Regions from separate parts of the Homo sapiens genome. Here region 1 is linked to region 2. A link is a contact called in ENCODE Hi-C or POLR2A ChIA-PET data. All regions are on one chromosome and are shown on one strand. Each heading gives the region's core, a stretch centred on a gene start or an enhancer-like site at or near the end of the contact. The rest is flanking DNA. Distances are from core to core; before and after follow the strand shown. Region 1 holds the start of PVRIG (PVR related immunoglobulin domain containing). Region 2 holds the start of ZNF789 (zinc finger protein 789).

Region 1 (4,071 bases), core at 35-2,534, 750 kb after region 2:
TCCAGGTGACACTGACTGGGGTTTATGGGATGAAAGAGGAGTGTGTGCTTGGATGATGGGGTGTGATAGTGAAGGGGTGAAAGGTTTCTTCTCACACATAGACATCGTGAGGTCTTCCTTGAGCTCTTTAGAGCCTTCCCTCGGGATAGGATGAAATACTGAGATCCTAGAAAGGATTCACAAAACGTGTCACTCATCAGCGCAGATTCACCGATTCACCCCTAGATGTGTGTGGGATTTGGATGGCAGAGAGAAACAGGCACTGAAGATTTTTGGTCAGGACAGGGCAGAGAAATAAGAAGAGTTGAAAATTCACCAAAGGATAGATAAACCCAGGGCGTTTAGAGAAAACCTGTAGTGTGCAAAGGAGCCCAGAATCCTGGGGCAACTTGGAGGGAAATATACTTAATTTGATTCACTAAGTTAGGCCCAGTGAAGGGATTGGGTGGCATAGGTAGAAGCCGAAAAATAAAGTATCTTGTATTGCTGGAGTAGCCTCTGTTTCTGAGGTCACATCCAAACTTAGCGAGGCAGCTTAACCTGGTGAGAGACATGGGTTCAACTCCTGGCTTCTGCACTGCTAGGGCAGAGGACTGCTGTTTGCTGACACAATCTTGGTGCGTTGGAAGTGAAAGGGAAGAGGCACTGGTGGCTGTGCTTTGGGCCCGAGCAGCCAGAAGCCAGTTGCCATCACCTATGACGAGGAGACAGCGCCTGGGGCAGAGCCCAGTATGGGGTGCGTTCAGGGTAGATCAGGAGGTATGAGTGGGTAGTGGGCGAGCCAGGCTGGGGGTTGTGGGGGAGGCCTGCATTGCAGGTGTAAGCGTGGGACCCACATCAGATTGGTAGTGGGTCATGCATGCTGGGCTGGCTCTCAGGTCCTCCCTGCTGGCTTCCCACTCCCAGGGGCTTTCTCCTCCGATTCCTTAGCTGGGTGAGGGGCGGGACAGAGCCCTTTCTTAGGGAAGCCCGGCACCCCTTGCTGTCCAGGGAAGGGGAGTCCTTCTAGCCCCTGACAGCTTCTCTGCCCCTCCCCTGGCCTCCCCAGGCCTAGCCAGGGCTGGGTTCTCACCCACCTGTGCCGCCCTGCCTTGTTACCTGGAAGCACAGCCTTGGGGACTGAGCAGGCCCTCACTGTCACTTTAAGAAGGGAATCAGCCACTTTGTGCTCACCACCTCTGGGGAAGGTGTGAGAGGAGAGAAGGAAGTGGCTGTTTGGCTGCTGACAACATGAAGACTTCCTGCGATGAGAACAGAGGCACAGGTGCCGGCCCTGCAGCCCCCAGAACCTGGACTGGAGGGGGCCATGGGGCACCGGACCCTGGTCCTGCCCTGGGTGCTGCTGACCTTGTGTGTCACTGCGGGTGAGTGCCGGCACCAGAGAGGGGCAGGGGCTGCAGGGAGGGTGATGTAGGACAACAGCCCACCGACCTTGCTGCTGTTCCACAGGGACCCCGGAGGTGTGGGTTCAAGTTCGGATGGAGGCCACCGAGCTCTCGTCCTTCACCATCCGTTGTGGGTTCCTGGGGTCTGGCTCCATCTCCCTGGTGACTGTGAGCTGGGGGGGCCCCAACGGTGCTGGGGGGACCACGCTGGCTGTGTTGCACCCAGAACGTGGCATCCGGCAATGGGCCCCTGCTCGCCAGGCCCGCTGGGAAACCCAGAGCAGCATCTCTCTCATCCTGGAAGGCTCTGGGGCCAGCAGCCCCTGCGCCAACACCACCTTCTGCTGCAAGTTTGCGTCCTTCCCTGAGGGCTCCTGGGAGGCCTGTGGGAGCCTCCCGCCCAGCTCAGACCCAGGTGGGGCCGGGGCGAGGGGTCCAGGAGGGCAGGGAGGGGCTCGGGAACTGGCCACCCATCTGATTCTTGTCTCCGTGCCCAGGGCTCTCTGCCCCGCCGACTCCTGCCCCCATTCTGCGGGCAGACCTGGCCGGGATCTTGGGGGTCTCAGGAGTCCTCCTCTTTGGCTGTGTCTACCTCCTTCATCTGCTGCGCCGACATAAGCACCGGTGAGACCTGGTCCCTGTCCACGTCCCCCTGACACTGGGATGGCCACATGCCCTGCAGAGCTCTGACCATCCTTGCTCTCTCCCAGCCCTGCCCCTAGGCTCCAGCCGTCCCGCACCAGCCCCCAGGCACCGAGAGCACGAGCATGGGTGAGGAGGGGACCTGCTTTGGGGATGAGGTGACAGGGGCAGGGGCAGGGGGGCCAGGGCTGGGCCCAAGCTGTGCAGACTCACTTGACCCTCCTTCCCCCGCGCAGGCACCAAGCCAGGCCTCCCAGGCTGCTCTTCACGTCCCTTATGCCACTATCAACACCAGCTGCCGCCCAGCTACTTTGGACACAGCTCACCCCCATGGGGGGCCGTCCTGGTGGGCGTCACTCCCCACCCACGCTGCACACCGGCCCCAGGGCCCTGCCGCCTGGGCCTCCACACCCATCCCTGCACGTGGCAGCTTTGTCTCTGTTGAGAATGGACTCTACGCTCAGGCAGGGGAGAGGCCTCCTCACACTGGTCCCGGCCTCACTCTTTTCCCTGACCCTCGGGGGCCCAGGGCCATGGAAGGACCCTTAGGAGTTCGATGAGAGAGACCATGAGGCCACTGGGCTTTCCCCCTCCCAGGCCTCCTGGGTGTCACCCCCTTACTTTAATTCTTGGGCCTCCAATAAGTGTCCCATAGGTGTCTGGCCAGGCCCACCTGCTGCGGATGTGGTCTCTGTGTGTGCGTGTGTGGGCACAGGTGTGAGTGTGTGAGTGACAGTTACCCCATTTCAGTCATTTCCTGCTGCAACTAAGTCAGCAACACAGTTTCTCTGATGTCGGCCTCGGCTGTGCTTCTTCTTTGGGGGTGAAGAGAGTGGGGAGGCAGTCTCCACCCCTGGGAGGCAGAAGCCAGGTGAGAACCAGAGTGGGTTGGGGCCTCATTGCAGGGCTGGGGTTGGCCCAGGGAGAGGGCAGTGTCCCAATCTTAGAGATCTGTCCTGGCTTCTCAGAGTGGCAGGGGTGTTGGGGGAGCTTCCTGAGGGACACCTGTGGCTGCCTAGATAGGGCTGGGGGATCCCAGTGGGATGGTCTCTGCTCCAATCCCACCATGTTCTAGGACAACAGCAAGGGTTCCTGGGGCTTTGGCCTGAGAGAAGTCCCTGTGGTTTGACCTGGCTTCCCTCTGCTGGGCTCCCTGCTGTGGCCTGGGCTGGGGTCCTGATGCCCTCCTTCCACAGCTGGCGTTAGGCAGGGTGTGGAGAGTAGGGGGACTCACCTGAAATCTTCCCTCAATCACTTCCCCCGCCTCCTCTCGGGGAAGGCAGAGGCCTTCACAGACATGGGGGACTCCCCACAAAATGTTCCATCCAGAGCCAACCTTTCTGCTTGGTAGAGCTGTGTCTCCCCCTCAGCCTAGTTCCAGGGCGGGTCCGTGTCTCCCACCCCAAACTAGTTCCAGGGTGGGTCCCTGTCTCCCACCTCAGACCAGCTTTGGGGCTGGTCCGTGTCTCCCCCTTCAGACTATCTCTGGGGCAGGTCCATGTCTCCCACCTCAGACTAGCTCCAGGGCAGGTCTGTGTCTCCCCATTTAAACTAGCTCTGGGGCGGGTCCGTGTCTCCCCCATCAGACTAGCTCCGGGGCGGGTCTGTGTCTCCCACCTCAGACTAGCTCCAGGGCAGGTCCATGTCTCCCACCTCAGACTAGTTCTGGGGCGGGTCTTTGTCTCCCCGCTCAGACTAGCTCTGGAACGGGTCCTTGCCTTCCCACTCAGATTAGTTCCGGGGTGGGTCCATGTCTCCCCGCTCAGACTAGCTCCAGGGAAGGTCTGTGTCTCTTCCCTCAGATGAGCTCCTGGCAAAGCCTCCCCCGTCAGACTAAGACTCCTAGGCAGAGCCGTGCCTCCCCCTGGTCCAGCCGGCGACCCCTCATGCCCAAGGCAGCCCTACCCATTGAAGTAGGACATGACATCCATGAGGAGTGTGGCAACAGCAGGCAGCGTGTCGGGGTCCAGGCTGGTGACACAGAACCTGTTGCTCGGGCTGGACAGTGGGTGGATGACCGGCATCTGGACTGTAAGAGCACAAA
Region 2 (3,910 bases), core at 896-3,395:
TGCCTGTAATCCCAGAACTTTGGGAGGTCGAGATGGGAGGATCGTTTGAGCCCAGGAGTTTGAGACCAGCCTGGGCAACATAGCAAGACCCCATCTCTTTTATTTTTTATTTTATTTTATTTATTTATTTATGAGACAGAGTCTCACTCTGTCACCCAGGCTGGAGTACAATGGCACAATCTCGGCTCCCTGCCACCTCCGCCTCCTGGGTTCAAGCGATTCTCCTGCCTCAGCCTCCCGAGTAGCTGGGATTACATACTCCTGCCACCGAGCCCGGCTAATTTTTGTATTTTTAGTAGTGACGGGGTTTCACCATGTTGGCCAGGCTGGTCTCGAACTCCTGATCTCAGGTAATCTGCCTGCCTTGACCTCCCAAAGTGCTGGAATTGCAGGCGTGAGCCACTGCACTCAGCCAACACACATATGTTTATTGCAACACTATTTACAATAGCAAAGACATGGAACCAACCCAAATGCCCATCAGTGGTAGACTGGATAAAGAAAATGTGGTACAAATACACCATGGAATACTAAGCAGCCACAAAAAGGAATGAGATCCTGTCCTTTGCAGGGACATGGATGAAGCTGGTGGCCATCAGCCTCAGCAAACTAACACAGGAACAGAAAACCAAACACAGCATGTTCTCATTCATAAGTGGGAATTGAATATTGAGAACGCATGGACACAGAGAGGGGAACAACACACACCTGGGCCTTTTGGGGAGTCGGGGGTAAGGGGAGGGAACTTAGAGGATGGGTCAATAGGTGCAGCAAACCACCATGGCACATGTAACAAACCTGCACGTTCTGCACGTGTATCCTGTTTGTTTTGTTTTGTTTAGAAGAAATAAAAAACAAACAAAACTTGGGAGGCCAAGGCAGGCGGATCACTTGAGGTCAGGAGTTCGAGACCAGCCTGGCCAAAATGGTGAAACCCCGTCTCTACTAAAAACACACACACAAAAAAAATTAGCCGGGAGTGGTAGCGGGCGCCTGTAGTCCCAGCTACTCAGGAGGCTGACGCAGGAGAATGGCGTGAACCCGGGAGGCGGAGCTTGCAGTGAGCCGAGATCGCGCCACTGCACTCCAGCCTGGGCGAGAGCGAGACTGTCTCAAAAAAAAAAGAAAAAAAATTAACCCCTTACTCACATTAAAACTGTATTTTGGGGGTAATTTACATAAGCCACACAATTATCCTTTTAATTAAGATCTAATATTCTTTTTTTTTTTTTTGAGACAGAGTCTCGCTCTGTCGCCAGTCTGGAGTGCAGTGGTGGGATCTCGGCTCACTGCAAGCTCCGCCTCCCGAGTTCAAGTGATTCTCCTGCCTCAGCCTCCCGAGTAGCTGGCACTACAGGCACGCCGCCACCATGCCCAGCTAATTTTTTTTTTTTTTTTTTTTTTTTTGAGACGGAGTCTCGCTCTGTCACCCAGGCTGGAGTGCGGTGGCGCAATCTCGGCTCACCGCAACCTCCGCCTCCCGGGTTCAAGCGCTTCTCCTGCCTCAGCCTCCCGAGTAGCCGGGGTTACAGGCAGGCACCACCATGCCCGGCTAATTTTATTTGTATTTTTAGTAGAGACGGGTTTCTCCATTGTTGGTCAGGCTGGTATCGAACTCCCGACCTCAGGTGATCCACCCGCCTCGGCCTCCCAGAGTGCTGGGATTACAGGCGTGAGCCACCGCGCCCGGCAATTTTTTTGTATTTTTAGTAGAGAAGGGGTTTCACCATGTTGGCCAGGATGATCTAAATCTCTTGACCTGATCCGCCGGCCTCTGCCTCCCAAAGTGCTGGGATTACAGGCGTAAGCCACCGCGCCTGGCCCATTTTTCTTCTTTTATCTGATAACCTTACTCCCCTCCACAAACACACAGCCAAAGAAACGAATTGTGTCGCTCTTGAATCATAGAATAATTCTAAATTATGTTACGATTAAACAGGAGGGGCGGGGCCCTGTCCATCACGTGACTCTCTCGGTGCTGTCTCCGGCCGTTGATTGGCCTGGGCGGGGAGGGCGGCCGTTGATTGGTTCGGGCCCACTCGCGCGGGCGCCACTCTCTTTGTCTGACAAGAGAGTCGTGAAGCCTCCGCGGTCCTAGAGGGGCCGCTGGCTGGGACGCTTCGCTCGGCGCGCGCAGGTGGAGCCAGCGAGAGGCTCTGAGGCTGCCAGAGTGGTTGTGTCTGTTCCTCCGGTAAGGGGTGATTCGCCGAGGGGCGCGGACCAGACAGACCTCGGGTCAGGCCCGGGAACCCCGAGAGGAGAGCCCAGCCCCTGGTGGAGGCGGCTTGGCGGAGATTCGGAGCCGTCAGCAGGTTTGGGGAGAAGGAAACGAGTGTTGTGGGGGGCGTGGGTGCGGGGGGTAGGCCACTGCGCACACCCCCGGCTCGCAGGGGACGCTCCGGGTTTGTGCGGCGGCTCTCGGGGCCTGTGGCACCAGCTTTTGAGTATTTTTGGCGGTGTCAAGTCTTCGGCAGCGAGAGGAGCAAAGTCCGAAGAATGAATGGATGGTGAACGCCTGGACTTGGTTTTGTTAGAGTGGGAGATGAGCCGTGGTTGTTAGTGGAAGGTGTTCACGTGATTGTGAAGCGGCATTTTGGATTTTGTCAAAAGTTAACAGTCCCCTCCAGTTAAAGTTTTAAGAGTTTATTGTGCATGCAGAGGAACAGCTGGCAAATTGTTCCAATGGCAGCTTGGAAAGCTAAATGAGGAAGTGCAGTGATCTTGATTGTAATTGGCCATTATCAACTTGCATTCCTTCTAGGGTAAGTCGAGCTGGATCAGCCTCGCATCTGTAGCTGATTGGTTCAGTTTATCATGCGGACGAGAAAAAAGCTTCTTTCCTGGTCAGCGCACACTTTTCAGGGAAATAAGGAATTGTTGTTGCTGTTGTGTTTGAGACGAAGTGTTACTCTGTTGCCCAGTTTGGAGTACAATGGGCCAATCTCGACTCACTGCAACCTCCAACTCCCGGGTTCAAGCGATTCTCCTGCCTCAGCCTCTCGAGTAGCGGGGACTACAGGCACGCGCCACCATGCCCGGCTAATTTTTGTATTTTTAGTGGAGACTGGGTTTCACTATGTTGGCCAGGCTGGTCTTGAACTCCTGACCTCATGATCCGCCCGCCTCGGCCTCCCAAAGTGCTGGGATTTACAGGTGTGAGCCACCACGCCCGGCCTGTTGTTTTTAAGAGAGACAGGGTCTTGCTCTGTCACCCAGGGTGGAGTGTAGTGGTGCCATCATAGCTCATTGCAGTCTCCAACTCCTGAACTCAAGGGAGAAATCAATGTATTTTAAATGCCTTACATGGCTGTGGGTGGTTGGCCTAGGGCCGTACCCAAAACATGGACTCCATTTAATTTTTCATTAGCAAGTCTGACATTCAGATGCACAGCCTTCACAAACACATTCAGTAAATATAGTGCAGGGGTGTCCAATCTCTTGGCTTCCCTGGGCCACATTGGAAGAAGAATTGTCTTGGACTACACATAAAATACACAAACACTAAAAATAGCTCATGAGCTAAAAAAAAATCGCAAAACAATTTCATAAGGTTTTAAGAAAGTTTACGAGCCGGGCGCGGTGGCTCACGCCTGTAATCCCAGCACTTTGGGAGGCCAAGGCGGGAGGATCACGAGGTCAGGAGATCAAGACCATCCTGGCTAACACGGTGAAACCCCGTCTCTACTAAAAATACAAAAAATTAGCGGGGCGTGGTGGCGGGCGCCTGTAGTCCCAGCTACTCGGGAAGCTGAGGCAGGAGAATGGCGTGAACCCGGGAGGCGGAGCTTGCAGTGAGCCGAGATCGCGCCACTGCACTCCAGCCTGGGCGACAGAGCGAGACTCCACCTCAAAAAAAAAAAAAAGAAAGTTTACGAATTTGTGTTGGGTTGGATTCAAAGTCGTCCTGGGC

What was found. A loop is a pair of places that touch in the nucleus more often than their neighbours do. ChIA-PET counts read pairs that join two places held with the same protein, here RNA polymerase II (POLR2A). Pooled maps may share reads with other maps.
Region 1: a pooled map shows a loop between it and region 2 (13-fold over the local background). The contact joins the promoter of PVRIG here to the promoter of ZNF789 in region 2. A Hi-C loop is called at or near these places in 2 of 50 pooled maps. POLR2A ChIA-PET finds 5 or more read pairs at or near these places in 2 of 52 experiments (HEK293 and naive thymus-derived CD8-positive, alpha-beta T cell).

The regions. Positions count from the first base shown.
Region 1 is chr7:100,218,665-100,222,735 of GRCh38, forward strand. PVRIG (PVR related immunoglobulin domain containing) reads left to right here and starts at 1,285. Exons shown (of 5, transcript NM_001397246.1): 1 at 1,285-1,364; 2 at 1,450-1,800; 3 at 1,883-2,009; 4 at 2,096-2,156; 5 at 2,264-2,826. The coding sequence starts at 1,307. The coding sequence ends at 2,587. It also overlaps a transcript of STAG3 not described here and the pseudogene CASTOR3P. RefSeq lists enhancers at 1,175-1,304, 1,365-1,434, 2,825-2,924, 2,945-3,044 and a silencer at 2,355-2,404.
Region 2 is chr7:99,470,745-99,474,654 of GRCh38, forward strand. ZNF789 (zinc finger protein 789) reads left to right here and starts at 2,146. Exons shown (of 5, transcript NM_213603.3): 1 at 2,146-2,312. RefSeq lists enhancers at 1,386-1,545, 1,766-1,855, 2,146-2,435.